Linked DNA regions of Homo sapiens: all the other regions are linked to region 2. Evidence: chromatin loops called from intact Hi-C (ENCODE). Cell type or tissue: mammary epithelial cell. All regions are shown on one strand. Links, peaks and the distances in the headings refer to the core of each region. The heading gives the core; the rest is flanking DNA. Region 1 has its middle 70 kb from the start of ZBTB20. Region 2 overlaps GAP43 (growth associated protein 43). Region 3 holds the start of LOC105374051 (a long non-coding RNA gene). Region 4 overlaps ZBTB20 (zinc finger and BTB domain containing 20). Region 5 overlaps ZBTB20 (zinc finger and BTB domain containing 20).

What was found. Peaks named below come from ENCODE experiments on the same cell type or tissue, not always from the same donor. Only the 100,000 strongest peaks of a DNase experiment are listed, where the experiment ranks them.
Region 1: a loop joins it to region 2, with 21 times the contacts of the local background. A loop is called at or near these places in 96 of 110 quality-filtered maps.
Region 3: it touches region 2 in a loop (14-fold over the local background); 5 of 110 quality-filtered maps call a loop at or near these places.
Region 4: a loop joins it to region 2, with 7 times the contacts of the local background. A loop is called at or near these places in 17 of 110 quality-filtered maps.
Region 5: a loop joins it to region 2, with 19 times the contacts of the local background. A loop is called at or near these places in 25 of 110 quality-filtered maps.

What each region holds. Positions count from the first base shown.
Region 1 is chr3:115,215,318-115,219,879 of GRCh38, reverse strand. No RefSeq gene overlaps it. Among named protein-coding and RNA genes, the nearest start is that of ZBTB20, 70 kb to the right of the region's middle. RefSeq lists an enhancer at 498-2,397. In mammary epithelial cell, for the core only: a CTCF peak has its summit at 2,127 (motif pointing left); a DNase peak (open chromatin) is centred at 1,839.
Region 2 is chr3:115,690,549-115,695,110 of GRCh38, reverse strand. All of the region lies in intron 2 of GAP43 (growth associated protein 43), which reads right to left. Among named protein-coding and RNA genes, the nearest start is that of GAP43, 69 kb to the right of the region's middle. In mammary epithelial cell, for the core only: a CTCF peak has its summit at 2,032 (motif pointing right); a DNase peak (open chromatin) is centred at 2,020; H3K27ac peaks cover 632 bases.
Region 3 is chr3:115,434,766-115,439,327 of GRCh38, reverse strand. LOC105374051 (a long non-coding RNA gene) reads right to left here and starts at 1,714. Exons shown (of 3, transcript XR_924352.3): 1 at 1,590-1,714; 2 at 1,370-1,454; 3 at 711-1,209. In mammary epithelial cell, for the core only: a CTCF peak has its summit at 2,335; a DNase peak (open chromatin) is centred at 2,417; H3K27ac peaks cover 1,468 bases.
Region 4 is chr3:115,039,183-115,043,744 of GRCh38, reverse strand. The region is part of intron 2 of ZBTB20 (zinc finger and BTB domain containing 20); the gene reads left to right. Among named protein-coding and RNA genes, the nearest start is that of ZBTB20-AS4, 59 kb to the left of the region's middle. In mammary epithelial cell, for the core only: a CTCF peak has its summit at 2,874 (motif pointing left); no DNase peak of the experiment used is centred there.
Region 5 is chr3:114,825,915-114,830,476 of GRCh38, reverse strand. The region is part of intron 4 of ZBTB20 (zinc finger and BTB domain containing 20); the gene reads left to right. Among named protein-coding and RNA genes, the nearest start is that of ZBTB20-AS3, 45 kb to the left of the region's middle. In mammary epithelial cell, for the core only: a CTCF peak has its summit at 2,772 (motif pointing left); no DNase peak of the experiment used is centred there.

The DNA.
Region 1 (4,562 bases), core at 307-4,306, 480 kb after region 2:
TTTGCAGTGTCACTCAGAAAGTTGCAGAACAGTGTTCAAACTATTGATAGAGGCATTCTCGGCTCTCCTGGAAGATAGCCAGGCATTCCCACAGTCAGCCAAGTCACCTTCAGATATAAGAAGGACAGCCACTCTTGGAGCCATCCCTCCACTCTAGGAGCACTCTAGGTGCTCACCCCCTGGCCCACCTAATAGGGGCCATTTGCATGATCCTGTGGTCTAAGTTTAATACATGACCTGAGAAGCTAGGAAAAGAAAAGACATTGACAAGAATTAGGGAGAAAAATAATCCTGCTGGGATCTTATGATTTCCATAATCTTTATTTTCTTCAGCTGCAAAATAAGATAATTGGACAGCATAGCCAAAAAGATCTCTTCCAGTTAGGGTGACCAACTTGTTGCAGTTTGCCTAAGATAGCCTTGATTTTAAAACTGAAAATGTCACATCCTGGAGACCTTCTCAGTCCCTAGCAACCCAGGATAGTTGGTCATCTAATTTTCCTCTCCAGTTCATGAGGAAGTCCTAACTCATCATTTGATTGATACACACATATTTAGATTCATTTTTTGGTTTTAAAAGTAATAAGTTTCTACTTCATCATGCTTAATTTCAGCAGAAATGCAAATAATTCTGTCTTATCTCTCACATGGGCTTTAGACTTTATATATTGCACAATGTTGGTTAATGCAGGCAAATGAATGCTAAAACGTAGAAAGTTGACATTTCTTTACTTTGTGAACTTTTTGGCTATGCCCCACTGTGTGTTTTGAGCCTGTGTGTGGCATGGCAGCTGTGTTGTGGCCTCAGAGGACAGTGACATGATGTCATCAGAGGTCTCCTAGAGAGCTGCTCTCCCAGCATCATGTACCTGACAGAGAAAAACACTGCACAAGGTCTAAAACCAAGGGTCACAGTATCTGTAAATGCTACACAAATTATCACCTGCTATTTGCTATTCATATTAATGTAATTATTTCTGTGATTATTCCAAATTATTTAATTTTACAATTTCTGCTTTGAAAGAAAGCAATGACTTCATCTTTAGCTACTATTCTGAAATCAGTCATAGTGACTACAATCCCTTGTTTTCTTCACAAAAGAAAGAAAACAGATGACCTTTGCTCTGACCTTTGACTTGATATTTACAAAAGCTAATTATAGGGTGGGTCAACTTCCTTTATCATTCAGAGACATTTGGTAAAGCTCTACTCTTCAATTTTTTTTTAAGTCGCTTAGAGGGCAATTTAGGGCTGTATACAGTATGATTAAATCTAGAAAGAAATAGTTAATTTGGAATTTTGGCCATCAACATTGATTTTCTCAAAACCAATCAAGTATAACATGGAAGCTGTATAAGTCAGCAATTAAAATCAGTGTTTCACTAACAAAATGAAATCAGTTATCTGCTGGTCTGGTGGTTAGAGGTCATAGACATAGAGATACACAGTCTGAGACCTTCAGCATTAAACCTCTCTCAGTTTTCACCACCACTGCCTCTACTACTGCGTCAGCAAGAAAAGGACTGCAGCAACTGTGTAGTACTTAAACTGTAAAGGTTACTTGGCTAATAAAGAGATGAATGCCGCCAAGACAGAGCACAGTCATACATCCCTGTAGTGCATGTAACTTATTTACCTTTCATATAATTGTTATGCTTATAAACAGAAGCTTAAAAAGGATAAACAGTCAGAAGAGAAAAAAAGCATTAGGTAGTCAAAACAATGATGCAACCACTCAGCATTGCGCTTTCTCCCCAAGCTTCCCTTGGCAATCTTTTTCTCAGGCTAAGAGTAAAGGTCTGATTCCTTTTGTTCATTTCAGCCACCGCCCTTTAGCAATCTGAGTCTGAGCAAGACTGCCACGCCCAATCAAGGGACAAAGGCAGAAATAAGGGAAACTGGGCACAGAGACAGCTTGACTTCATTTATACCTGTGCAATATGTTGGGCTCTGTGACATGAAGGTGCAAATCAGTTGCTATCTCTATAAACAAACAATTAAAACAAGAGGCTTAAAATTTATATCTATGTTCTGAAACGCTATCTGGTAAAAGTATTCTTTTCCTAGAAAGAAAGAGATGTGGCCAAAGTGGTCTCTGATTTTCAGAAGAAGGGTGAATGCTGCCCCCTTTTGACTGAGCACAATATATACCGTGTATCCATAAACCTGAAACATAAAGCAATGCACAGTGAGAATAAAGATCCTATGTCTGTAATGAGAAATCTGATTAAATATTGGAAGCTAGAAAGTATAAAGGGGCTCAAAGTTTATCTAGTACAAGTCTCGAGGGGCCTTTTCTAGCTTCTTGGAAGATTGGTCATCCTTCATCCAGGCTTCTATATCATTTTAGTTGTGTCTCTTTTGTAGATTCTCAATTCTGTCTGGAGTGATCATATGAGTTTACTGCACTGTTTCTCCCACCAGTGATAGACTCCTTGAAAGACCGAGCTACATCTTTTTATTTTGCCTGTGTAACTCTCACAGTGCCTACAAACACTTGTGCATAGTGGGTTCTCATAAATAAATGTTTATTAAATACAAATACCTAGATGAGGTCATCATAGTCTGTAGTTGTGAGTAGTTCTCTCTTTAAAAAGCTAATGAGTCTATCTGGGATTTAAAGTTGACATTCACACAAATGGTGCCATACTTTAACCCAAGAACTGCAAACTTTTATGCACACATCCCTGGCTTATTTATAAATTATATGCATCTATTACTGAACTGTTATAGAAGTTAAAACATAAAAATTAAACAAGAGGAAAAAAACTTTGTCACACTATGTAAAGACATAACATTGAGTGAAATAAACTAGGCACAAAAGAGAACATACTGTATGATTCCATTGACATAACACTCAAAAACAAGCAAAACTAATGCATAGGCATACCTCAGAAATATTGTGGGTTTAATTCCAGACCACCATAATAAATAAAATATTGCAATAAGATGAATATCACAATAAAGCAATCACATGAATTTTTTTGTTTCCCAGTGCATATAAAAGTCATGTTTACACTGCCGGGCATGGTGGCTCACTCCCGTATTACCAGAATTTTGGGAGGCCAAGGTGAGCAGATTGCTTGAGCCCAGGAATTCAAGACCAGACTGAGCAATATAACAAAACCCTGTCTCTACAAAAAATACAAAAATTAGCCGGGCATGGTGGTGTGCACTTGTGGTCCTGGCTACGCTGGAGGCTAAGGTGGGAGGATGGCATGAGCCTAGGAGGCAAAGGTTGCTGTGAGCAAAGATCATGCCACCACACTCCAGGCTGGGTAGCAGAGTGAGACCCCATCTCAAAAAAAAAAAAAAAAAACAGTTTAGTTTACACTATACTACAGCCCATTAAGTGTGTAATGGAATTACATCTAAAAACCTTAACTAAAAAATGCTAGTAATCATCTGAGTTGTAATCCTTTTGCTGGTGGGGGATCTTGTCCTGATGCTAATGGCTGCTGACTGATCAGGGTGGTGGTTGTTGAGGGTTGGGGTGGCTGTGGTAATTTCTTAAAATAAGACAACAGTGATGGGAGTGTAAATTAGTTCAAACATTGTAGAAGACAGTGTGGTGATTCCTCAAGGATCTAGAACTAGAAATACCATTTGACCCAGTGATCCCATTACTGGGTATACCCAAAAGATTATAAATCATGCTACTATAAAGACACATGCACAGGTATGTTTATTGCAGCACTACTCACAACAGCAAAGACTTGGAACCAACCCAAATGTCCATCAATGATGGACTGGATTAAGAAAATATGGCACATACACAACATGGAATACTATGCAGCCATAAAAAAGGATGAATTCATGTCCTTTGTAGGGATTTAATCACAAATGAATTTTTAATCATTTGTGATTAAAAGGATGAAGCTGGAAACCATGATTCTCAGCAAACCATCACAAGAACAGAAAACCAAACACCCCTTGTTTTCACTCATAAGTGGGAATTGATCAATGAGAACACATGGACCCAGGGAGGGGAACATCACACACCAGGGCCTGTCAGGGGGTAGGGAGCTGGGGGAGGGATAGCATTAGGAGAAATACCTAATGTAAATGACAAGTTGATGGGTGCAGCAAACCAACATGGCACATGTATACCTGTGTAACAAACCTGCACGTTGTGAACATGTACCCTAGAACTTAAAGTATAATAATAAAGAAAAGACAACAATGACACTTGCCACATTAATTCTTCCTTTCACAAAAGATTTCTCTGCACCATGAGATAAGGTTTGACAGCATTTTACCCACAGTAGAACTTCTTTGAAAATTGGAGTTAATCCTTTAAAACCCTACCACTTCTTGATTAACTAAGTTGATGTAATATTCTAAGTCTTCTGTTGTCATTTCAACAATGTTCATAGCATCATCACCATTAGATTTTATCTGAAGAAACCACTTTCTCTGCTCATCCATAAGAAGCAACTGCTCATACATGCAAGTTTGATCACGAGATTGCAGCAAATCTGGCTGAAATATCTTCAGATTCTACTTTTAATTCTATTTCTATTGCTGTTTCTGCCACATCTGCAGCTGCTTCATCCACTGAA
Region 2 (4,562 bases), core at 333-4,332:
TCTGTGGTAGTTTATGTAAAGCACTTTGAAATCTACAATATTCAAAAGTGTTAAGGCACTGATATTTCCATGCTATAAAAACAGTTCAACTGGCATTTTGTCAAACAGAAGTCTTTATCAACTAACACTTCTGCACTACAATAAAAAGTCGCATTTGTATAATGATCCTGAAGCATTTTATGACAATGATTACTATACTTCTAATGTTGTGTATGTTTTATTATATCCCAGATCTTTCCCATTGGAAACCCAATCATGACATGAATAGCAATTATTAATCAAAATATTTGATAAACCAGAATGTTTCATTCCCCAATTAACACTGGATAGCACAAAATTTACTGTAAATGTGCTGTTCCTTTTCTATCTTGAGGATACGCATGTTGAAAAATAAAAAATAATTATGGAAAGGGAGCAGAAATGAGACTCTGATATACTCACTAGCCCTGTGGCCTAAGATAAGTCATTTAAGTTCTCTTGCTTCTGTTTCCTCATTTGTAAAAAAGGGACAGTGATATCCCTCATCATAGGATCATTGTGAAGCTTAAACAAGAAACTCCATGTGGAGCTTTTAGCAGAAAGCCTGGCACAAGATAAGTAAATGTTATCTGTATTTTGATCATCATCGGTATTATTGTTGCTATTGTAATTATTCTATGGCGAGGGCCTAATAAGTGAAGCCAGACCAAAGACTGAGTAATTCAAAGCTATCAAATATGCATTAGGTTGGCTTCACATTTTAATTAAGGCTTGAGTTAATATTAGAAATATAGAGTCACCATTGTCTTTGTGAGGAAAGCCCGATTAATTATAGAAGCTCAATAGACATACAGGGCTTGTGATATATTCATAAGGATTTATTCCAGATAGATGGCTTCGGGGTGGAGCTGGAAAAACAAGCTATGCTTCGATTTCTGGGCTGCCTGTAACAGCAGCGGCAGCCACTCAGGGTTTCAAGAGACGCTCTCACAGCCTCCTGAATGACTGCTCCCCCCTCCCCTGCAAGTGACGGGGACAAATGGCTGCTGTCTCACCACACATCTCCTCTTCCCATCTCCTCCACCCTCCGCCAGCCCACCGGGCACGTGCCAGCAATGAGCTGCCTGCCTCACTGGGATGCTCAACTCCATTAATAAGCCCTGGAAGGCTGATAATTGGGGATTCGTGGAGCCTGCAGTTTTTCAATAAGCCAGGTTGTTATGGAAACCAGCAGCAGACCTCCATGTCCAAATTATTGATCCTAAACAAAATAAAATAAAATAAAAGTGGGGAGCAGGAAAGGATCATTTCAATCCATCCTCTCCCCTGCCCCGCCCCGCCCCAGCCCCCATCATTTTATTTTAGAAGTCCATTACCAATTTGCACACATGAGACTTCACAACTCTTCTCTCTTTCGGTTTCCTTCTCAGCACTCCCCCACCCCTTTCTTAATTACAACTGAATGTTTTTTCACCTCTAGCAGAAAAATCAGCTGAGCAGGGTACCAAAGGCACACCAGAGTAGACACTCTAAATTGAATTTAACACCATAGCATTAATGCTGTTTATTTGAGCCAAGAAAATCAGCAATGAATATCAATGTGCTTTCCTCACCGTTAAAATAAATAATAATAATAATAATAATTTAACAGGATTTTTTTAAATGGTCCCAGAGTCTCCCCGTGGCTCTTAATATGTATTGTTCTCTAGCAAGACGGCCAAGCCACCACCCAAGATGACTAGCCCTGTGTGTTGAAACCAGGGCCCAGCTCTCAAATTGTCAGAGGAAAGGGGGCAGCATTTCCTTGGACTACTTTTAAAAATTAGCTGACAACCTTCTTACAATAAAAATCCAATTACTCCCTTTGGTTAATAAATTCAGGTATGATGCAAAGAAGACACCTGAGAGGGAGGCCTGGAGAGAACACTAAATGAATCCAGCCTGGAGGCTGCAGTGGGCCTGGAATCGCCACCTCCATCTCTATGTTGAAAAGACGAGGACACCATTGTTTCCTGATCAACTTCCCATTTCATCCCAGCAGAGGGCACCAGTGTAATTCTGTTCCCAGCTGTGGAGGCTGAGTGGAAGGCAGGCGTGTCAGGCGTCACTCTCCAGGAAGAAATGACCCCAGGCAAACTGCATAGCAGTGCAATAGGAACAACTATTGTGATTGGGTCCTATTTTGAAGTTAATCCTAAATCAATTTTGATTTTTTGGTCCTTCGAATATGACCAAAAACTCAGTCTACAAGTAGATTGTTAAGTCACTTTAACAGGTATGCTGAAATAATATTAATATCTTTGAACTGAATTCATAAGTGTGGATTGTGCTTTGTGTACACTTCATAGAGACATCAGAGTCATTCTGGGAGCAAAAATAATATGGTGAAGTAAAAACTTTAACCACCCTCTATTTGCTGTTGGACCAAGACTGAAAACTTCCGACCACTTCAAGGTCCAACATACCCTACCTTCTCCTCACTGGCACAAACTACTAAGGCCGGTATCCTCACCAATGCTTCATCATAATGCTCATTTCTTTTCTTCAGACCCTACCCACTATCGTGGTCTCTGAATTCCTTTGCCACAACTACAGACTGCAGTTTGCAAGCAGTCACAGACTTATTTTGTTCTATACTGGTACTGAGTCTTTTTTGTTTCTGTTTTCTTTTAAGAGCCTTACTTTTCTCCCCATCCAGACTGTAACTTCCATGACAACAGATATTCACTTTTATAATCTACATCCCTCACAATGCCTGTGTAGTGTGGAAATTATACGTATTAATAAGTACAAATTAATTGAATGACAGTAGAATACAGTCCTTGCGATATCTGGGTTTATCTCCTCTATTCTGATGCTAACTCATTGTGGGACCATGGCCAGACCATGCAACTGAATCCCAGAACATGCTTCATCGTTCATTAAAACACAGGCACACACAACTTCTCCTGGAGATTGTTCAAGCATAGTGCATCATAATATTTTTGTGCAGTGGTCCCAGTAGAGTATCTGATGAAAGACAAGGTCATTTTGCCAAGAATATCATCCGTATGCACACACAGTATAACATGTTGCAAATAATCTTAGGAGATGAAAGAACCCTCCTGAAGCCCATCCAGTTCCCAGGCTTAGGCAATTTTTAAGTTTCCTTTTAGGTCTAAGACTGTAGGATTGAAATACAAGATGTGACAAGTTATAGCTGGTATCTACCTGGAAAGAGTGTGTTAGCTATTTCCCTTAAGGTATCCCAACCTTTTCTATTGAATCCCTAGATTGCAGTTTCTGAGGGACAAATTACATGAAGCCCAAATTAACCCTAACATCACTACCTGGTAACCTTGGCTGACTTCCAGGCTCAATCATTACTGATAATGTAAGGACTTGGTAATGTTGCTGAGCTACAAGGTAGGCCAAATAGAATAGACTCTGACTCCCAAAAGAGACTGCAAATCATTATGTGTCTCTCTTGCTGGCCATAAATCATGTCCTATTTGCACGTTAATTTCCTTCATAAAATCAGGTGTAGTACCAAAGAAAAAGAAAGTTCCCCAATAGCTTCAGCTGAAAGGAACAGGAACAATGGTGACTTTCTATTAGGCACTTACTGTGTGTTCAATAAAATACCATAATAGACACCTTTTACACATGATCTATTTAATACCGACAACCACCAAGTTCAGCAATGAGGATATTTTATTTCACAATGACAAAGCTGACGCTGAATTAATGGCATAGAGCTGGTTAGGGACTGGACCTTTGATTCAAACATAGATAGGTCCGATTCCAAGATCGCTCTGATATTTCTCCTCCACTGCAGGCCTCCAAGCAAGAGATTTGGCTAAATTCATGTTTGTTGCAATTCTGTCTATTGTTGCAGTATCCACTGAATAATATATTTGTCTTTTGTATTACTTCGAATACAAAATAGTACTCTGAAATACTTTACTTTGGGTCACCAAGAAACCATTGTTCTCTTTATTTGCTGGATGAAGTAATTTCTTCCACTATTTTACCTGTAGGAAGATGACAGATTATCCATGCTTTTACCATCTTCAATTTTAAGATTTGCCCAGAGGGGGCCAGGCGCAGTGGCTCATGCCTGTAATCCCAGGATTTTGGGAGGCCGAGGCGGGTGGATCATGAGGTCAGGAGATTGAGACCATCCTAGCTAACATGGTGAAACCCCATCTCTACTAAAAATACAAAAAGTTAGCCGGGCATGGTGGCGGGTGCCTGTAGTCCCAGCTACTCAGGAGGCTGAGGCAGGAGAATGGCGTGAACCTGGGAGACGGAGCTTGCAGTGAGCTGAGATTGCACCACTGCACTCCAGCCTGGGCGACAGAGGGAGACTCCGTCTCAAAAAAAAAAAAAAAAGAAAGAAAGAAAAAAAAAAAAAAGATTTGCCCAGAGGATCTTCATATGGGGAGAGGAGAGTATGAGGATCAAAAGTGATTATTTCAGATTATCAGAAGAAAACTTAGGCAAAATGATAATAATTGAGGACCTACTCTATACCTGGTTCTTTAAATATGTTACCTCATTAAATCCTCATCACAACTGTTTAAGGGTAACATTTTAATCTC
Region 3 (4,562 bases), core at 157-4,156, 260 kb after region 2:
GCCTCCACTTCTTTGCCCATCCATTTCAACCTCCTCTCCAAGCCACTTGCATTTGTTGGACCTGAGTTTACATTACAGTCTCTGCTTTCATTGCCTAGGCTCAACCTCATGCATGGTTAACTACATAGTCTCTTTCAACTCTTCTTCCACTGCTAACTCTGCCATTTTCACATTTCCTAAATCAAATTCTCAAGAAAAGGAAGAGAGAGAATCTGATTATTCCAACTACAAAGAGAGTGGTTATTAAAGGTTAAGTGTGAAAGGTCATAACATAGGTTATTGGCCACCCACAAAGGCTGTGGTTGAAGTAGAGGAAGGAGGACAGCTAAAATGTGACACCCATAGTCAAAAGCTACTGTTTAACCTTTCGGCACATCAGCACCTTGACATGCCTGCATTCTTGGTTCTGCAACGTTTTAAGGGAACTTTTCTCATCTCCAGCCTATCTTTCCCTCTATCCTTGTACCTACTTCTTTTCCCACCTACTCTTATGTATCAATCTTCCAAGGGTTACATCCTGGTTTTATTGTCTTTTAGAGACTCCTGGGGAGAATTCTGTGTAATCAAAAGAAGTCACTGGATTAGGTAAAGCTCAGGAGGATGGACGAGGATACTCCTAGTAGTTAGCATGTTCAAAAGCCTGGAAGCAGGGAGAGTTTTCCTTCTACCTTAGGAGAAGTCTTTTTAGAAAACAAACTCTGAGGCAGATATTTGCATGCAGCTGGTTTATTAGGAAGTTCCAGAACAACACCTATAAAGGAATGAGAGAAGCAGGACTGGGTAAAGACAGAAATTGACACAGACCTATGAGGTCTCTTTAGCTCAGACCTATGCGAGGTCTGGAGCTGGGATATCCCTTCAGATTTGTCCACATCAAAACAAGAAGGCTTGACCTGTGTAGTCCTGCATCAACAAGTCAATGGATTGAACTATTCCTGGAAATAGGTGTAGACTTGGACAAGTTAGGTCCCTTCAACCAAGGATAATTTCCAGTGACTGCATTAGCTATAGACTGCCAGCAGCCAACAATTTCATAGCTGGGGGATAAATGCATTAGTTCTGAAGAGGAAATCTGAGTAGTATACCAGAGCATCCAATCCAGTATAGGCCAATCCTTGCATCCCTTGGATTCACGTGATTCACACGGTAAATTTATTCCATCTGGGAAGAACTCCTTCAAGTTTCTGGTTGGTCTCTTTTTCTGGGAAACTTTACAAAAGAAAGATGAGTAGCATGAACTATATATATAGCTTTTGCCAATATAGCTGGTTTTACAGCTGAAACTGAAACTCATTTTCTCCCTCCTCTGCAACCTATTCCAGATTGTTTTGACCCTAATTTAGCACCTCTGATGATCTAGATGGCTTACCTGGTGGGGTTACCCAGACAGTCATCCCTGAGTGCCTAGGCTTCTGGTAACCACACCATACTGTGGCTGCTGTACTTGTCCATTTCTTGAAAAAATCAGGAAAGTATCAAGACATGATCCAGTAGATAACCTGACAACCAAACTTATGCTTTCCAGACCCCACTGAGTACCCCTAGGAGGCCATTAGGAGGATGGCCTCCTAATGGCCGGAATCAATTACCTCTACCAACATTGTTTTCTTTTATTGCTTACTGGACTCTTGACATGAAGAAACTTAAATGACCCTACAGTAGCCATAGTTTAAAGTTTAATGGGACTCTTACTGGGCCCCCTGGTAAAACAATTTCCACTTTAGAATCCAGAACCTAGTTTAGAATCCACAGAACCAAAACATGCATTATTGAGGAAACATTTCTCAACTGAGTCATTCACTGGTAGTGATGATAAGTAGAGCCATCCTGGACCCACTGGAGAATAGAACTGTAAAAGGGTCTTTGATTTAGGGTATATATTACATCCTGAAAGATAATGCCTCATCTGTGCAAGGTATCATCTGCAAGCCAGTATCTAAGCTGCTCCTTCAAAAGTCAATTCCATTATCTTTCAGACCTGCAACTTCAGAGTGGTGCAGAATGTAACAGAACCAATAGATACATGGTTATGTGTACACTCCTACAACATTGTTGTTTGGTCTGAGGCTATGTTACACCATATATGGTGTGGGTAGATATTCCGTTCTTCTGATGGTGCTAGCTGAGGCCTTGTGGTAGGAAAAGGAAACTCATACCACAATATGTGACTTTTCCAGTCGAGATGAATCACTACCTTTTCCAGGATAGAAAGGTTCCAGTGTAATCAACTTGCCACTGAGCGGCTGGTTGGTTTCCCTGAGGGATTTTGCTGTACCAGAGACTCAGTAATGATCTCTTTTGCTAGCAATTTGGGGAATCAGCAGCTAGATGGAGTTGGAGAACAATACCTAAATCAGCCTTGGTTAGTGAGGACAAATGCCACTGAGCCCATCCCTCAGCAATGATCAGTTTCTTCATGCATCCATCAGGCCAGCATTGGGCAATGAAATGCTGATGACATCAACTGGCTGAGTCATGCTGTCTACACGGCTGTTTAATGCCTCATTCTTGGTGAATGTTTCCTTGCGGGCAGTGCCATGAGATGCAAAGATATTCAAACTTCCAATCTACAGCCACAGGCAGAGGCACATGCCTCTTTCCCAGATCTTTTTTTCTATGATCTTTCTATCGCTCTTCTTCCAAGCCCCCATCCAATCAGCCAAACGAGAGGTTACTTCCTGTAAGTTCCTATTTATTCTTACCTCCAGCCATAAAAATGGCTGTGACCATCTGATCCTCTAAACATTGAGAGTGTTACTCCTCATTGCTGTCTCTCAGGGACACCATCAGAAGGTTTACAGAAATATTATGGAATATCTACTCACACCAAAGGTGGAACTGTAGAGTAGCAACAGTGCTTTCTCAGCTTGGACCCCCATAGAGAGCCAACCCATTCATGACCCAGGTGTAACTTTTTCTTCCTTTGTCAGTCAGTCAAAAGGGATGCCTACGTGGCTATAGGGAAAGGCAACAGTATAACGGTGAGCTTAGGGAAAGGTGACAGTATAACAGGGGTGAGCTTAGGGAAAGGTGACAGTATAACAGGGGTGAGCTTAGGGAAAGGTGATAGCATAACAATGGTAGGTTATTTGGAGGTCCGTGCCCTCTGAAACTTAACTTCTGCCTTTTGTCTCTGCCAATTCCCAATTCCAGATATATCACTTCGATCTTACAGTGGATTGCTATTGGTTTAGCTCAACCTTATGATTTGATGGAGGTTGGAAATACCTAAGTTAGGATGGGCAGTTCTGGCTGCATGGTCAGTTGAGCTCTCATATTTTCCATCTACCAAGTTCCGGTGGCAAATCACGTAGCAGAGCTCTTTTTTGCTTGAAGTCTCAAATGAAGTTGGTAATCTTTTGTGTCACTTGGCGAATGAGTTGAAACAGTATTTCCAAGTATGAAATATGCTGTCCCTAGAACCCAAAGAAGCCTTTAAAAAGCTGTGCTTCTTTCTTAGGGGTGCACAATATGAGAGGCATTAGACTGTCCTTTTCTTTCAAAAAGCTGTTCTGGCATGTCCCAAATGGCTATATTCCTAAAAACGGATATGTCAGGTCCTTGAATCTTCATTAGATGCATCTTCTGTTCTTTGGAGTACATGTATGTGTCTTACCAAAACCTCCAATGCACTTGCCATTTCTTCCTCATCCAGTCCAATTAACATGATGTCATTGAGACAGTGGACCAAGATAATGTTCTACAGGAAAAAGAGCCTTAGTTAACATAGCACAGGGCAAAACCATTATATGCTGCCCTTCCCATATGAACACACACTGCTTCTGATTCTTCTTTCTGAAAAGGATGGAAATGAAAACACATTTTTCAGATCAATGACCACATATCATGGATATGAGGCTGTGTTAATGTCTTCTAGTGAAGGCACCTCAGCACAGCAGTTGTAATTAGGGATACTACCCCCTTAGTATCTGCAAAAGTCTGTTTTTTTATTGTTTGTTTGTTTTGTAGAATCTAGACTGGTGATTTGAATGGAGGATATGGTACCACTAATTAATCCATTCGATTGCTCCCAGATATGACTGTCATCTTTACCAGTTGGTAGAGCGATATGCCAGTCCAAAGGCCAAAGAACAAATACAGCAGTTCTCCCAAATACCAAGTATGCTTATTTCAATTTTACATTTAAGGACCAGAGAAATAATCATCTAATGAGTCCATAGACCTAGTGAACTCACTGTGAAATGGAACTGGGCCAGGCCTCCATTTATCGATTGGTCCCTATATCCTGCTTTGAGGGCTCAATGGTGTTTTAGGTCCCTGGATACCAACATCAGCTTAGACCCAGTGTACAACACTACTCAAAATGACTGGATATTTCCACTTTCCCAGGGCACAACTATCCAAGTAGTCATAGGTACCTTGAGGAAGGACTGAGGGAATCATTATCACATATGTTTAACATGGAGTTACAAGTGTCTTTTTCCTAGAAAACTGACCTCTCCACCAAGTAGTACAATCTGAGACTGAGAACTGAGGTTCCAGAAATTAGACAAGGGATTTTGACTTTTTATTGAGGTAAGTACCCTCAACCTCCTTTTATC
Region 4 (4,562 bases), core at 424-4,423, 650 kb after region 2:
GAAATATTAGTGACAAAGAAAATGTGGAGTAAAACTTTATATCTCAAAATTCTACTCCTATATGTTAGATGATCTCTTTTTTTCTGGTTTCAACTACTTTTATTTATTTTATTATTTTATTTTATTTTATTTTATTTTATTTTATTTTATTTTATTTTATTTTATTTCTTTTTGAGACCAGAGTCTTGCTGAGTGTTGCCCAGGCTGGAGTGTAGTGGTACAATCTCGGCTCAGTGCAACCTCTGCCTCCTGGTTTCAAGCGAGTCTCTTGCCTCAGCCTCCCGAGTAGCTGGGATTACAGGCGGCTGCCACCACACCTGGCTAATTTTTTTTTTTTTTTTAGTTTTTAGTAGAGATGGGGTTTCACCATGTTGGCCAGGCTGGTTTCAAACTCCTGACCTCAAGTGATCCGCCCACCTTGGCCTCCCAGAGTGCTGGGATTACAGGTGTGAGCCACCATGCCTGGCCTTCAACTACTTTTTAAACAAATTATTAAAGAAGTTCTAAACTCTTAGAATGTATTTTCAGTGTTAAAACATGAAATAGGCTCATTAATTCTGATATAGAAATTTTATAGTTCAATATTTAAAGCATTATCAACATGACATTTTATGGGTAGAAGCAATATTTTCAGAGCTAAGGCTAGGAAAAGGACATGCATTTCTAGAAAGATGCAACCGAAAACTGGAAAGGCCAGAAATTATAGAGATAGAAGTTAATGAAAATTTTTACTAATGACATCTTCAGTTAACTATTTTCTCCCTTTGTATTAATAAGGCCCCAAATCTTAGATTTAATTTAGGATCTCAACACTTATGATCAAAGATATTAGTCCCCTTTCTTCTTTGCATACAAAAAATGGGGTATGATCATAAAGCATGGAAAAGATGTAGCTTATTGGTGAAGATCTCATGGACAATTTTCAAATTTGGAAGAAGTAAGTAAGTTTAGATTTATCTTTCTTGGTTTAATTGTGTCTTACCTAACAAATTAGCTCTCACTGTAAAATAAAATTTTAGTTTTTAATCCAAAAAGGGAAACCTGAAATGCATTTTGTATGAGTGTGGGTATATATGCTGAATTTGACCAGTTTGTAAATCAGTAAGTGGGTGGTAATTCAAAGTCAAACGAAAACTATTCAGTTGGTGAAAAGGGTGGGGTAAGAGAATATTTAATTGTTTTGGAATGTACTCAATAAAAATATTTCTTTTTTTAACTCTAGGAAAATACACTGGATACTTTGTTTCTAAACTCACTGTTGCACAAATAAATAAAGATGTTTTAAAATGAGCTCTATTCTTTTTCAAGACCTAAATGGAAGTTTCCTCTGCGTTTGAGCAGACTTCAGCTACTAATTTGCAGATGAACTGATGTGTTGGAAAGATTTTACGTATGGACCTTAACATGTTTTACCTTTTATAAAAAAGTGAAAATAATGTTTTAAAATTGGCATTTTTCTTCCCTGATGGCATAGAGTATATTGTGATAGGGTTTTAAGTAGTTGGAACACTAAATTGAGCTTTGAAAGAGAATGCTCCTATCAGCTCCTCTTTTTTCAGTTCCTCTGTACATCTCAAATTCCTGTATTGCTCTGTTGGTGACTTTTGCTTTCTTTCTTGTTTCATAATGCTAAAATGGCATGGTCTCAGTCTGGTTTAGTTTGTCTTGGTGGAGAGTATCAACAACAACAAAAACGATGACAGCTCTTGAGGGATTGGATTCTTAGCTGGGGATGGAGTGGCAAGAGAGGAAGGCAGAAATAAAAGTTACCTCCTATCTGTTAGAATAAACTCTTTAAAAAAGGAAAACTTTATTCTCATAATTCAGGCAGGCTCATTATAGCCGCTTTCCCTCAGGAAATAGACAGAGGTAGACCTTCCACACTACTAAATAAACAATTCTACTGTTGAGTATTCAAACTTTTGCGTCTAATTTTAAAGGCATGATGACATGGGGCAGAGATGGCTTCTCCATAGGGAATTTATAGTTATTTGGAATCTTTTACATCTTAAGTTACAAACTATTTTTGTGTTTCTTACTAATCATCTTGTTAACATATTATCAACCAAACATTAAAAATATATAGAGCTTCTCCAATGTAAATTCCTTGGTATAACTAAATATTGGTCATAATTTTCTTTGACATGTAAATTCTTCCAAAATAATTGTCAGAAACCATGGGCTTAATGAATATACAATCCAATTTACAGTATTTGCTCTCTGTTTATCACAGAATGGCATTAGAATCATTTGGTTCTATCATTTCCTTGTCTTAATCTTGTCCTAGTTCCCAATTGTTTTTCAGTTGTGAAACATGACAAAGTGAACCAAAGACTGGATTTGTAATAAAAAAACTAGAGTTTTGGTTTTGGTACTATTATTTATTAACTGTACCATATAAACTGGGAAAAACATTTACATGAGCCTCAGTTTCGTTCCTTGTAAAATGTGAATTGTAATGTTTGTCCATGTGGTAATGGTGGTAATTGAAGAAGAGGACAGATGGTGAATATAACATGACTTTATGAAGTTTAGGTGTTTTACACATATATGTATTATTATTTAAAGACGAATGGCAACTTCTGCAAGAGAAATTTAAGATTCCATTGAACTCAAAGTTGTATTTTTAATTTTATCCAAATATTTTTATAATCCTCAACTGCCTTTTCCATCATGCACCAACATGGGCTTTACCTCTTTTAAAAAATGCGTGTTCCCCTTACAGTAGTCTATTACTTCATGCCAATCAGTCTAAATAGTGCATATTCATTTAATGGGATTTTTGAATAAAGGAATTATTTAAGTCAAAAATACAGGCTCAGAAATAGTAACTGATATTATGAAGAATTGGGCACTCTATGCCGCCATCTAGTGCCCATTAATTTACCCTTGCTGGTGCCAGTAACTCGAGGATTCCACTCCCCCTGAAATGTTTCAAGGCAAAAACTAGTATTTATAGAAATGAGTTTCTCACACATGATGCACATATATTGTCTAAAATGCAAATGTAACCATGTTACCTTTCTACTTGAAAACATTTCTTTGTGCCCAAGATTAAACCCAAACACCTTAGCATGGCTTATATTGACCCCAAATATTTAGTCATGATCTACTTTGTCAGTCTTATTTTCACTCTTTCCATACTTTATACCTCACATTTCAGCTTTACCAAATTTCTTGCCTTTTTCACTAACCACACCATGTACTTTCATGCCTCTGAGTACATAATGCTTCTTCTGCCTGAAATATCATTCCATTCCCTTGCTATCTAGTTAAATCCTATTAATCTTTTAAAGCCCAGCTCAAATATCACCTCCTCAGTGAAGTCTTCCTTGATTCTTCTGGAAAGTTAAATGCCATTCCAGTGTGCTCCCAGAGCACAGGCTTCTAGAATAAGATCTTAAACTTTGAAAATGATTATTTTTGGGTGTCTACTTACCCTGACATATTATAAGCATAGGCTTTGTCTTATTCTTTCTTTTTGTATGCCACTTTGCAGTCTTTGGCACATACCAGGCTCTGAATAAATGTCTGTTGAATGAATGACAGTGATTCAATCAGTCAGTGAGTCATTCAGCATTATATAAAGCCATACCACTTGAAATAAAAAAAATTATATATGTAACTTTGTTATTATTTTTAATTGACAAATGAAATTGTATATATTTATGGTGAGCAAAGGATGTTTTAACATATATATACTCAGTGTGAAATAATAAATCAAGCTACTTAACATATCTATCATCTCACATACTTATCATTTGTGTGTATGTATATGTGTGTGTATGGTGATAACATTTAAAATCTATCCTCAGCAATTTTCAGGTGTGTAGTGCATTATTTGTTACCAACTATGTGTTTTCATGCTGTAAAATAGATGGCCATAATTTATATCTCCTAACTGAAATTTTGTACCCTTTGACCAACATGTCCCCATTCTCCCCACTACGCAAGCCCCAACCTTTGGTTACCACTATTCAAAAAATAACTTTTGAAAAGCAATGTCCAGTGCATAAACTTCTTCTTAAATTGGGAAAATGAACAACTTTTTAATACTTTGCTAATAAAAATCAGACACTTGTAGGTTGATAACTGCAGATTCCAGGCCACACTGTAAAAACATCCACCACTCAGCATTATTAAATATTTTAATTCTGAGCTTTGAGAAGACTAATAGAATCATATTGTAAAACTGCTTTAAACACCTCCAGTCTCTGCTTGAAATATGTTCACTAATATTTCAAGCAACACGTCATCTGTGAGCAATTCTGATGTTAAGAGGTTCTTATTTACTTTGAGTTGAAACCTGTATCTAGTATTCTCAACCCATCATTTTATTAATAGTATATGCCTTGGGAACATACAGAGTAATCTCATTTGAAGTTTTCAAACATTTGAAACGTTTTCTATCCCGATTGTTTTCCTAATCGCATAGTCAACATGTAATACCCTTGATTCTTTCTACCATTCCAAATATGTTATGATTCTAGTCTTTCACCCTTCCTCTTCCCCCTTCTTAGGATATTATTGTGCTTCTGGGTCATGTATCACAGTATTGATCA
Region 5 (4,562 bases), core at 340-4,339, 860 kb after region 2:
TTATTCTCTTATTTGGGAAAGGAAGCTTGGCTTAGCAGGTAATAGGACTTTATGCTCACCAAGCTCTCATTGCCTTTGGATAAGGAACCATGAACCCTGGATAGTGAAAAGTCCTTGTAAAGGAAGCTTTATAAATCAACTTATTTAAAATGCAATAGAGCAGCTTATGATTTAAAAGCATCCTGTGGTGAATCCTTTTAAAATGTGAATAATCACCCCATAATTTGTCTGTTTGGTAAGTTCAGAATTTGGCTTATTGTGTCTTCTTAAAGCAAAGAGTACACCTGCACTCTTATTTCAGTATTTTCATGCTGGGCTGACTTTCAGAGAAATACAGGGTGCCTCTTGGATTCAGGATGGCATAGGTTAGGGAACGGATGAAACATGCAAGGTCCCTAAAGTCAGTGAGAACATTAATTGTACTTTGTGATGCATACATTTTAATGAGTATGAAAACTCATAGAGATCAGTTGACCTAGACTGTATCGAGGATCATTGCACATAGGAATGCTGTCTGACTTGAAGAGTTAGACAATGAAGAGTAATTTTTCTTATACTGCCTTCTTTTTCTCTGAAATTTCAAGGAAAGTCAACATGAAATTTTGACATGATATACAGATCCTTTATGAAAAACCAAGCAGCACTGGAAACCTTTGCAGTAGAAAGAACACTAGATTAGGAACTGGGGACTCTGAGTAAGACCTGCCATATGCTAACTGCATGGCATGGGATAGCACGCCACTTTTATTCTTTCTTTGTCTTAGTGTTCTAATTGTAAAATAATGAAGTTATACTTGCATCTCCCGTGTAACTTCTACCTAGAATCTTTAGTGAGCTGATTCATAAAACCAGGTGTGAAATTACTTTGTTTCATTCTCTCCAATAGAAAAATTAGAACAGGAAATAGTAGAAACAGTACTTAAGAGGTTATTTTCTATTGGCAATACTTGTTACTCTGCCTTAGCTTGAACTCTCTTTTGCCTATATGAAGATTTATGAAACATTTTATTTAGCTGTGATACAGAGATTAATATAAACGTGGGAAACTCAGACTAAATGTTTTCTTTTTTCCTATCAGCTGGCAAACATTGACCTGTGTTTGAAGAAACTTGAATATATTTGAGAGAAAATGACCTCTCCCACAAATTAATTAAATCTGAGACTAAAATAATTATATCTCTTCATTGATTCCCTTTATTTTCACAGTATCCATGGGAATTTTGCCAGTTCTTCATAGAGTGATTTAAGCTTATTGACAACCCACTTGGATGAAATACAGTTTGAATATATGCTGGTGACTCTGTCCTTTGCAAGTTGAATTGGGGAATAACATACATCAGATAGGATACTTAAGGAGCCCTTTTTGAGAAGCACCATACAGTTTAAGAGCCCAGGTGACTGCTTTATAAGAGATCTGAGACCACTTTAAAGATCCCCAATTTTTCACACTGGTTGCAATCCATGCAGGATGTTGAAAGGAGCTAGAATCCATAAGTGACCAGGCTTATCTTTTTATCAAATAGGCATTTAAAACACATCTTTATGCAGATTCATATATTGTAAAGGGCTACTATTCAGGACCCAAATTTCTAATTTGTCAAAAGCCTCAAGCTGATTTTAAGAGAAACTTAAACTTAATTCAATTAAGGAATAATGAAACTGTAAGTTTAGCCAAATTGGAAGTGCCTTCAAAGACTTAGCATTCCATAGTCAACCTCAGAATTTTACTGTCAACCCTAAAGATGCTAAAACTATTGAGTTTTCAATTATGTGTGATAAGAACATCACCCTGCATAATGGCTAGTAGCCATAATTCTTTACATCCTGAAAGTGAAGAAGAATTTTACTGAGTCACTCATTGCAATTCTTAAGAAAATCACTATGCATTGATATATGCCATTGCCAATATTTTAATGTAGAAATAAATAACCTTCTTAATCTTCTAATAAACAAATAGAAACATTAAAAAGTTAATCACATAACAAAACAATTTCCATGTTTCATTTTCTCTTAAAAACGTAGCAAAAATGGAAAGTATATAAAAAGCGATTATCATTAGAAATAAACAGAATAAGTCATTAAACGTGAATTCCAGAAAGGTGAAACTGCATTTATAGAAAAAATTTCAAACATATGGTGTAGAGATTAAAATTTAATTATATGTCATCCTGTTGGAACGTGTTATAAAAATATGTATGTGCAATAAAGGGTCAAGAAATATTTATTCAGTACTTACTTGGTGCTCAATATTTGATGTCATGAGACATATGAATAATACATATATAAATAATTGAAATTTATTCTATTTGACAATCAGACTTTCTCTACAGATCTTATGGAATAATAATTCTTCCAATAGGTATATAAATTATGAACCTATTATAAGATTAAAATATGTTTGTAAAACATATATTTGCAAAAATAGATTTATCAGTTAATCCCCATTTAATCTTACTTTGATGTATTAGGAAGTTTCTGTGGTTGTTTAATAGAATGTAGACTTTTGGAGACCTCTTAAGATCTCTTACCTGTCTTAAATTTGTGAAACTCACAAGTGTACTATCAGTAGAAACAAGGAAATTACACAGGAAAATAAAAAACCAGGCCCAGGGTCTGCTGGAGATATCTTTTAATTCTATATTGAAGTATTGGATATGGGATCCATGATGGAGTCCAAGTTATACTAGGCAGAATATATTATCTAAGCAATACTTGGTTCTTATTGAAGAACTGAGAAGTCATGAAAGCCCAAGAGCACCCTCTAGTGAAATTTCTGGAGTAGGCTTAAGGGGCTTGCTCTTGACCTTAGCTCTCCCCCTCACATGACCTTTGATCTCCCAAAAGATAGCAGTTATATTTCTAGAATTTGGCTTTATCATCAAATCATTTCCAGATCACAAAGAAGGTGGGCTGCTTGTCAAGTATTACTACTAGTAGATATGCTTAAGCGCTAAGACCTACTATTTCATTGTTCTCATGATTTTTGTTTTTGCTTGCAGTATCAGCCTACCGTGTTAAAATAGTTTCTGGAACTAATATAACTAACGAACTAATGGGAAGCATTACAAGTGTGTAGCTGAATTGTAGTACCTTTGTCCCGGCCTTTACCTTTCTCATGCCTCTGACTTTTGGCTTAAGTACACTATATACAGAAACTGTATTAATACTTGCAATATTCGAGGTCAGGGGTAGCAGGTGAGATTTCCAGTAGAGGTCAAAAATTACAGGAGGAGTAAAAAGTCTTAGTATTCATGGACTTCTGAGTTTTTAGAGAGATGTTTACAAAGCAAGCCTGATCTTAGCTATAAGTTAGTTAAAGCTGTGAGTATAATACTATTCATTTTGATTAGCAACTATTATGTAATACATGAAGCAAGGCAAATTATTAATTGACTTTATAGATAATTTGCTCTAAAATTATGATTGGTAAGGAATTTAGAGATCTAAATCCTCCCACTTTAGGGAAAAAAACCCTTACGCACCTAAATGTTAAGTAGCTTGCTCAGCATGACACAAATATAGCATCAGGGCTACAACATACATACCTTGTTCAATATCCTACAAGAACCTGCTTATTAAGGAGGTTTCAATATTCTTTCACAATTTTATTCTTATTAGTTTTTTGGTTTTTTATGGTTCTAATAACTTATAGACATGTCTTCATACTTACAGGAAAAGAAAATATGTAACTTCCAAGGTCATCTTTTTTCTATCTCTGCTTTCATGTAGGAGGCTTAAGTCACTCTTGTGATTACTATTAAGATGAAGTAAAAAACATAATGCTTTGATATAAATCAAACATTAATTCTTGAAACACTGTGCCACACAGTGTTCACGTTGTGCACTGAAAAAAAGTGGAGGGACCCATATGTCAGACTGATATTCTAGAATTACTGATAACCACCTCTGAGATTCTGTACTTCAAAATTGTTTCTGTTTTTATTAGTACCTACTTCCTAGTGTTCATGGAAGGATTCGGTGAATGAATGCTAATAAAGCATATGGAACATTGTTGGCATTGATTAATTGTTATACTGAATGCTGATGTCTAATTTGAAAAAGGAACAAGACATTTTGGGGATTATCCGGTAGGGGTATGAGCTATGAACTGTATTAAATTTTGTGGGGGGAGATTACAGCCTGATGTCTTTCTTGGGGGAAAAAACCTCTAAGATATTCAAGTTGTTGTTTTCCATTGAAAATGAATGTATAAAAATGACGATTTGGGAAGACATATTACATATTAGGTCAAAAGTGTATGATTCATTTCTCAATTCATTACTATACTCTCAGTCTTGGCTTTAATCTCAACCATACCACCTGTGACCTTAGTATACAACCTTTCCTTCATTCATATTATTGTTGATATTCAGAAGGTGAGGTGGTTGTTTATGGCAACTAAAGGCAAAATTACAGAATTTTGATTGTTGGAAAGTTAATAATTCAGTGATAGTTTTATTCCCAGTTCTTTTCCTACTTTGCTATTCCTCAACATACAGTGTTGGTATTTAGAATCTTAAAACTAGAAAACTTTAATGCTAGAAGTGATCATAGATACTGAC